Regions from separate parts of the Homo sapiens genome. Here regions 1 and 2 are each linked to region 3. A link is a contact called in ENCODE Hi-C or POLR2A ChIA-PET data. All regions are on one chromosome and are shown on one strand. Each heading gives the region's core, a stretch centred on a gene start or an enhancer-like site at or near the end of the contact. The rest is flanking DNA. Distances are from core to core; before and after follow the strand shown. Region 1 holds the start of TGFBR1 (transforming growth factor beta receptor 1). Region 2 has its middle 37 kb from the start of SEC61B. Region 3 holds the start of MRPL50 (mitochondrial ribosomal protein L50).

What was found. Hi-C counts contacts between places; a loop is a spot of excess contacts on that map. ChIA-PET counts read pairs that join two places held with the same protein, here RNA polymerase II (POLR2A). Pooled maps may share reads with other maps.
Region 1: a map of B cell shows a loop between it and region 3 (8-fold over the local background). The contact joins the promoter of TGFBR1 here to the promoter of MRPL50 in region 3. A Hi-C loop is called at or near these places in 2 of 168 maps with a recorded cell type or tissue (B cell and gastrocnemius medialis), 1 of 37 single-sample maps with no recorded cell type and 11 of 50 pooled maps. POLR2A ChIA-PET finds 5 or more read pairs at or near these places in 1 of 52 experiments (CD4-positive, alpha-beta T cell).
Region 2: a pooled map shows a loop between it and region 3 (6-fold over the local background). The contact joins the enhancer-like site here to the promoter of MRPL50 in region 3. A Hi-C loop is called at or near these places in 9 of 50 pooled maps.

What each region holds. Positions count from the first base shown.
Region 1 is chr9:99,103,743-99,106,442 of GRCh38, forward strand. It overlaps TGFBR1 (transforming growth factor beta receptor 1), which reads left to right and starts at 1,371. Exons shown (of 9, transcript NM_004612.4): 1 at 1,371-1,560. The coding sequence starts at 1,464. RefSeq lists silencers at 899-1,498, 1,589-2,098.
Region 2 is chr9:99,258,391-99,261,090 of GRCh38, forward strand. No RefSeq gene overlaps it. Among named protein-coding and RNA genes, the nearest start is that of SEC61B, 37 kb to the left of the region's middle. RefSeq lists an enhancer at 1,498-1,547. Within about 2 kb of position 1,346, at least 26 of the 41 ENCODE cell types and tissues checked have a DNase peak (open chromatin) inside an H3K27ac peak, as active enhancers do.
Region 3 is chr9:101,397,207-101,399,906 of GRCh38, forward strand. It overlaps MRPL50 (mitochondrial ribosomal protein L50), which reads right to left and starts at 1,412. Exons shown (of 2, transcript NM_019051.3): 1 at 1,295-1,412. The coding sequence starts at 1,386. ZNF189 (zinc finger protein 189) reads left to right here and starts at 1,645. Exons shown (of 3, transcript NM_003452.4): 1 at 1,645-1,983; 2 at 2,678-2,700. The coding sequence starts at 1,951. RefSeq lists enhancers at 525-1,054, 1,055-1,583, 1,116-1,645.

The DNA.
Region 1 (2,700 bases), core at 121-2,620, 2.3 Mb before region 3:
TAAGTGTCCTAGACAGGAGGGAGAAAGCGCGCGGGTCTCAGATCCCAGCTCCAATATCCACGCCTTTTCCCTTTTCATCTCCCGGAAGGAAGCCTTCACAGGTGGGGAAAATGCTCACCCAGTGACTCTAAAGTAGTGCACAAATTGGCATTAATCAGAACCATTCTGATTCCTGCTATCAAGGTTTATTTAATTCTAAGCTCAAATGACACAGAAAATAAAATTTCCTCCTTAAAAGGTTCTGCGGAAAAATATTCTCTGTTCTACGTAACAGCCTCCTTGGCTGTGTTTGTGTCTGAAGAAAGGACTAGTCTGACAGGAAGAATTACAAATCTGGAGCTCATTTTGGCGTCGCAGAGGGAAGGTGGGTGGAGCGTCTCGCAGTAAATTAGGAATTCAGAATGAAAACGTAGAGTTTATTTGGGTTTTTAGTGACACCTCAGGATTATTATACAGCAGTGTCAGACACAGCTCAAAGTAATGATGACTGCTCCCCCTCCGCCCCGCGGGAGCTGGGTGCTAAGAAGGGGGAACCCCTCCTTTGAGGGGTTGGGGTGGGGATCCTCCCTTTCCAACCTGGATCGGGAAGGGGTTTGAGAGGAGTGCGGCTTGGATCCCCATCCTGGATCTGTGCTGGAGGGAGGCGGGAGGCTATTTGGGGGTGTGTTTGGGCTCAGGATCTGGGTCTGACGCTGGGATCTGAGGACTTTCTGGGTTTGGAACTGGGTGGGGGAGCTGGGTTTGGGGTGACCGCTGGGAGCAGGAGGAAATAGGAGAGTGAGTCGCATGTGAAGGGCACTGAGGAGGGATCTTCGGGGGAATGCTGAAGTTGATGCGTGGACTTGGAGAGGGGAAGTTGAAGTGGATGCAGGGGCCTGGCGCTGCAGCGGATCTGGGTGGCATGTGCTGGGATTGCCAATGCGGAGCTGTGAATGGGGTCAGGGTGGGGCTGAGGCAGTACCAGATCTTCCGCGCCTAGAGGAGGTTAGAAGAAAAGAGCGTCGAACGGCCACAGCCTTTTTCCGAAAGAGACTCACACAGACACACCCATCGCTCTACCCGGCCCTCCGGGGCTAGCGGCTGAGCGGTGCTGGGGCTGGCAGACCCCGCCCCCACGCGGCCTCTCGGAGCCGGGAGCCGATCGGGCCGGGGCTGGGGTCTGGCGGCCCAGCCCCCGGGGAGCGTGGGGCGTGGCCAGAAACCGGCGCTCGCGGCTGCGGATTGGCTGCCTGGCGGGCCCGCAGGCGGGGCTCCCGGCTGGGTCCCGCTTGGCAGCTCGCGGCGGCGGGGAGGCGGGGCCGGCGGGAGCCCGGCAGCCAATGGACGCGCGTCCTCCGAGCAGTTACAAAGGGCCGGAGCGAGGCCGCCGCGGCGGCTAGGGAGGTGGGGCGAGGCGAGGTTTGCTGGGGTGAGGCAGCGGCGCGGCCGGGCCGGGCCGGGCCACAGGCGGTGGCGGCGGGACCATGGAGGCGGCGGTCGCTGCTCCGCGTCCCCGGCTGCTCCTCCTCGTGCTGGCGGCGGCGGCGGCGGCGGCGGCGGCGCTGCTCCCGGGGGCGACGGGTGAGCGGCGGCGCGGCGGGCGGGCGACTGCGGGGCGCGCGGGCCGGACCCGGCCTCTGGCTCGCTCCTGCTCTTTCTCAAACATGGCGCGGGGCCGGGGGCGCAGGTGGCGGCGCCGGGGCCCGGGCCGGGCTCTCGTGGCGCCGCGCGGCTCGGCGGCTGCCGGGCGAACCGCAAGCGGGGAGCGGAGGCGGGGCAGGGGCGTGTGTCCGGGCGCGGGCGGACGTGTCCGGCTGCCCGAGGCCGCCCCGCTCGGGACTCCCCGGGGAGGTGGAGTCGGGCGGAGTCGTCCGAGGTCCGGGGCTGCCCTCTGGGGTGTGAGTGGGCGAGGGCCAGGGGCGGAGAGTGCGAGGCCGGCGGGGACTGGCAGAGCCGTGGCTGCCCGCCGCCGCCCCCTGGGCACGGCGTGACCTTGTTCTGGGGACCCCCGCCCCAAGAGGGTCCGTGCCAGAGGCTGCCGAACCCGGGGCGGGGTTTGAGGTTGGGGTGGAAGGCGGCTCCCGGGCGGGGTGTGAGCTCCGAGCCTCTAGGGCTTCGTCCAGTGGGAGTCGGGGGCGACGTGTGGTGAGACCCCTGGGTCCGCAGGCCGCCCTGACTCCCGCCCGGCTCGACCCGAGCCGACCCTGCTGGAAGGGGCTGCTCCTCCAGCCAGGGGGGCTTTGTGTGAGAAGAAGGAAGCGCGGAGATGCGCGGAATGTTTCTTCTTTCGTGCGTCTGGGGAGTGTTGAAGTGAGTCCAGTAACCAGACGGCTACGGATTGTTTTCATAGTGGAAACTTGAACGTTTGCTCATTCTGCGGGTTTTGGAAATTTTGGGAACGACTGTGAATTGATTAAACGCTTTTTATTTCCTCGAAGGAACATCACTCACGTTGTTCCTTTTCTTGAGTGACAGTTAATAGTTTGATTCAGACATCTGTATAGCTGGTTTTCAAGGAAGACTGTTGGCTGGATTTTTCAAAATAGTAAATCAGGTTGGGGTAGGTGGTTGGTATCCACAAAGGGATGAGTGAAAAACTTCGTTAGCAGCTGAACTGAGACACTAGAAGCTAAAATACACAGCCTCAGTGTTAGCAACTAAAATGCAGTGAAAGTACATTTCTGTTTCTGAAACTGGACAAAAGATGTTGAAATTTTTTTA
Region 2 (2,700 bases), core at 96-2,595, 2.1 Mb before region 3:
TAAGTTGAAGGCTGGCCATCAGCCTCAGGACGGGGATTGCTGATGGTCTGACCCAGCGCCAGGGAGAGAGCTGGCTCAGACTTCTGAGGCCTAGCCCCTAATCCCACCCTTCACCAGACTGTGTGTGACCTTCACTCAGCTCCTGTCCCTTCCCTGAGCCTTGGCTTCCCCATCTGGGCTGAATGTGATGGTGTTTAGGGAACAAATTTTATGGTGTCATTACTTAAAATGTGGGAGCTCTATTTCTTCAGCCTTTAATAGAAGTGTTACTGTGAGGGGTACGTGTATTTCATGTAACTATCTGCTGGATTCCACGTCTTCCCTCTTCACCACAGTGCCCCTTCCTCACCGAATCCTAAGCTGAGCTAGTACCTACACCCTCGTTTTCTAGAAGGAAAATTACCTTCATTCTGGATTTTAGGAAATGATATGCTGGACTTTTCAGACTATAGTTGAAAGAGGTTTAGATTAACCAAGGAGATCTTATTTCTTGTTTCAGTTCTACCAGTGGAGTCTTGAGCTCTTGCCCCTCCTTGACTCAGTTTCCCTCAGAAGTATGAGCTGTTTGAGCCAGGTGATCTTGAAACTTCCTCCCAGTTTTGATTCAGGGTTTCTAGTTTTCCCTTGGAAATTTAACTCTGCCACCTCCCCCTGCGCCCCACCCCCAGCCTGTGTCTCACAAATGGGTTAAATGGGAACAATTGAGAAGTGAAACAACTTTGCTATAGACCAGCTCGGAAGGATAATGAAATTCTCAACTTCTGATATGGAAAACTGTTAGAAAAATGCAGCTCCTGCTCCACTTGTGAAAAATAAAAAAGAAAAATGGTGTTTAATGTCATCTGTCACCCACAGTGGTGAATTTTACAAGTGGTCATAAGCACATTCCCCTCCCCCAACACGCAGCAGGGGAGGAGGAGGTGTTGGGTAAGCAGGAGCTTTTGGAAAGTGCGTGTCCCCAAACGAAAGCCAGATATCGGGGCCAGGCCTTGCTGGGGTTACCTTCCCGGTGCAGCCATGATTTATTTCCCGCAGGTCTGGGGACCGTAAGAGGGGATTCCAGAAGCTTCATGTGAGCAGTGAGGACCCAGTATCTTGGGGCTGCCTGCCAGTAAGGCGACCTCGCTCAGTGCCTGTCGACACCGTCTGCTGATTGGGAGCTGGCCGCGGCCGCCCAGGCCCTCGTGGCCTCTGGGTCATGTGAGAGACTTGGCAGGAGCCGGTGCTCACTGAATCCGGTATTCGGGTGGAATCTGTGCCACGGAGCTGTCAGCGTGACGGTGTCAGCAGGTTCACCTGCCTGTGCCAGAGGAAGGGCCACACGCCAGGCAGCCTTCTGGGCCATCCTGTCATCCTGCTCTGCAGCTGACAGAGACACCCACAGTCGCATCACTCAGCCGTTTTGCTGACAGCCCGGATGTGCCTTTGAACAGCCTGCATTTAGGGTGCTGCGGGAGGAACCCTGCACTCCTGCTGCTGATGAGCTGGGCTCTGCACAGCGAGCAGGAAAGAAGGAGGAAGAGCTTTCTGGATGTCAAATCTCACGGGAAGATCCACAGAAAATTTGAGGAGTAAAAAGTAAACCAGTCAGCCGAGACTAGATCAAAGATTCCTCTGTGCCTGACTGCAGACCTGTGGTGACTGAAGAATGCTATCATTCCACAGCAAAAATGGAAAAACACAGCCAGGAGAATCAATCTCATAAACCTAATGTCACTTGAGGAAATGTTCTTTATTTTTAGATAAGGAATATTTTTGCAACTTTTTAATGTTGATTCTTTCTCTCTAGAAAACAATGGTGATGTTAGATGGTAGTTGGTTTTTGAACAGTACCCACTTGACAACCCTATGTACATCCTGTGTAGTTGAAAAAAAGTTTTACTGATTCATAAATTCCAAAAATCTAGGAACCATTGGACTCTCAGAGGACTCATGGAGAGTGACAGGAGAAAGGGCAGAAGGGCAAGGTTAGATGGTGGAAGGCCTTGCTCTAGAAGCTCTGTGATAGCAGGGAACCACACTATGGTAGCCCTGGGTTCTAGCACATGGGTTGGTAAACTTTTTCTACAAAGGGCCTGGTAGTAAATATTTGAGACTTTTGGACTGCACTGCCTTTGTGACAACTATTTTTGCCCTCTTGGCATGAAAACCTCCATAGACAATGATATGTAAATAAATATGTAAATGAAAAAGTGTAACTGAATTCCAATTAAACATTATTTATGTATGTATTTATTTTTGAGGCAGGGTCTCACACTGTCACCCAGGCAGGAGTGCAGTGCTGCCATCACGGCTCATTGCAGCCTCAGCCTCCTGGGCTCAAGTGCTCCTCCTGACTCATTTTCTAATTTTTTTATTTTTAGAGATGAGGTCTCACGATATTGCCCAGGCTGGTCTTGAACTCCTGGGCTCAAGTGATCCTCCCACCTCAGCCTCCTGAAATGCTGGGATTACAGGCATGAGCCACCAGGACTGGCAATAAAACTTTATTTATAAAAACAGGTGGTGGGCCTGATTCGGCCTAGGGGTTGTTGTTGGTTGACACCAGTCTAGCGCAACATCTAGTATCTAGTAGGTGTTCAGTAAGTATTTATTGAATTGATATGAATTGTTTCTAGCAGGCAAAGAGGAGACATTGGAGGTGTGTGAGATAGGATTTTAGAAAGATCGCTGTGGTAGACTGTGTAAGATGGATGGAGG
Region 3 (2,700 bases), core at 162-2,661:
TCCCAGCAATTTGGGAGGCCAAGGTGGGAAAATTACTTGAGTCCAGGAGTTCAAGACCAGCCTGTGCAACATAGTGAGAACTCCTTTCTCTAAAACAAAACAAAACAGAAAGTATGTGAAGAGATGAATATGATAATTATCTTGACTAATAATCAACATCAAGTTGTATATCTTAAATATATAAAATTTTTAAAATAGTAAAGAAAATATAATCATCATTCTCAGTAATCTATTTCCTCTAGTTTTCTTCATAATTTACCACTTTCTGAAATTACATTACACATTTGTTCATTTCTTCCTCCATTAGAACATATGCCCTACGAGAACAAAAATTTGGTCTGTTTTAGTAACCACTGTATTCTTACAACACCTAAGATATAGCCTGGCATATAGTAAACAGCCTAAAAAATATTTGTTGAGTGAATGAATAAAACAAACTTGGAAGAGATTTGAGAGATAATAACAAATATTGACCAAAGAAGAGGGAAAGCTAATATCTGAACTGATGAAAAAGATCTTTCCTAATTGTAGTGGTTTTTGTTTTAAACCTAAGAGAGCATACATTGCTCCCTAGGGTTCCTACCATACGTTTTGATTTCCTAAACACTATCTAAGTCAAATTAGATTTACCTTCAAACAATTACACATGGTGCAGCCGTGCAGCAGAAAAAGCAGTAGATGGGGAGTTAGGAGACATATGTTCTAGATCCAGCTTTGCAATTAACTTGCTTTGTGACTTTGGGAAAATCACTTCCCTCCTGTGGGCCTGTTTCCTCATATGTTGGAGTACCTCGAGGATGAGAATGGATTTTGTTTTTCCTGCTGTATCCTAGGCGCTTAGAGTAATGCTGGCCCTAAGAAATCTGTTGAATGACTGAATGAATGAACAAACAAAAGGAGGAGGCAGTACTTCATTACTGAACCTTGCTTGTGAAGAAACACAGCCGGCAAATGAGTTTAGTTTACCAAGCGCTTTCATGTGTTTGCAGACAACACACTCGGTGTCTCGCACACGAGGTTAATCCTGCTTGCTTAATAAATAAATGAATGAGTGAAGTGAAAAGGAAAGGGGGTGGTATTTCCGTTATAAAATGAGAAAACTAAGGCCGAGAGTGGAAGAGACTGGGTCCCACCACTCAATGAGTGCTTCTCAACTCGGGACCCTAACCGGACCTCCTTGTCCTTGCTCTGATCAGGCGCGGGACCACGATGGCGTAACACTCTATTTTGAATTCGTCCCTAATCCTCCTTAACTTTCCTTGAACATGACCCACCGTCCACCATAAAGCTTTACCTGAATCGAGACCAAAATTCTCTACATGGTGTCCCTGAGACTGTCCACATGAAGACTCTTCTGGTAATGCCCGACACAGATCGCGCCGCCATCTTCGATGAGATCCACGGGCCTGAGCGCAGCCTTCAGCCAGCAGTGACGCGCCCAGACCAGCCAATCGGATACAATCCCAGTGGCAAGAGCTTTCTTTTTCCTGTAGGCTCCCTCGCCCTTTGCACGCTGGGAAATGTAGTCCAGTAGCTGTTGCTGGCGGCGTCTGGACCGCGGCGCTCTTTCCGAGCATGACGGGAGTTGTAGTTGAGGGGGCCTCGGGAAGAATCTGGGTGACGCCTTCTGGTCCGGGGGCGGGCGGTCATAGCGTTACTTGGCTGCAAGGAGGAGGAACTGGCAGCGGGGAGGAGGCTCTAGCGAGGCCTGAAAGGCTGCGTAACCAGGCAGGAGTAGGGGTTGGGGTTCGGGGTTGGGGGACAGCCAGGGATCGCGTCTGATATGCTGTTGGGGTCGTGACCGTCTGGGGGCCGAGGCAGGCACTGGCCAGACCCAGCCAGGGATCCTCGTATTCGTCGAGCCTAATTTCCAGCAGCCGGGTAGGCCTCACCAGAGGCTCCTTTCCGTGAGGCCGCCCCCAATTCCTGCCCCTATTCTCTGCCTGGGAGATGGCTTCCCCGAGCCCCCCGCCGGAGTCGAAGGTAAGTAAGCACCCCCCCGGGGATCCCGGTTGTCTCGCCGCTACCCCAGCTAGGCCGCACCACTGCTTTCTCCCCCAGGCCCCCCACCAACCTCCTGACCGCCTCTTTAGGGCCAGCGCCTTGCAAGGAACTCCCCACTAGTGCATTGGGGTGCGGTTCGCGAACAAACTGCCCACTGGCTCCCTTTTTTTTTTTCTTTTTCTAGAGAGACTTGATAAATCGGCCTGAGAAAATAAGTAATGCTCCAGACTAGCTCTCTCATTTGTGAGTTCTCCAGGTGAAGCACCATTTTTGACCTTCCCTTGTGTCTTCTGTTCCTGGCACAGTGCCTGGACCCCAAGGTACACGCTTAGAGAACCTCAAGGAATTGAATTGAATAGAGTCACAAGCCAGTGCAAATGGAAAATTGAAGTAGGCAATGAGGTGAGGGAAGCTTGGAGAGGCCTTGGGGCAGTTTACTAAAATTAAACTCTCAGGGCATAATAAATCAGAAAAGCCTTATCCGTAGGTCCTTTCTAGTCTGAGATGTCTGTCAGTTACAGTTCGTTCCCAGAATTGGGCAACATATGGAACTTTCAGTTATCATGTTCCTCCTAGCCTACTTGGCCACAATAAGTGATTGCCTCTGTCACTTTTAGTGGTAGAATTGTCCTTGAGACAACAGGAACTGACTACAGAAATCATACTATTTCAGGGGTTGCTGACATTTGAGGATGT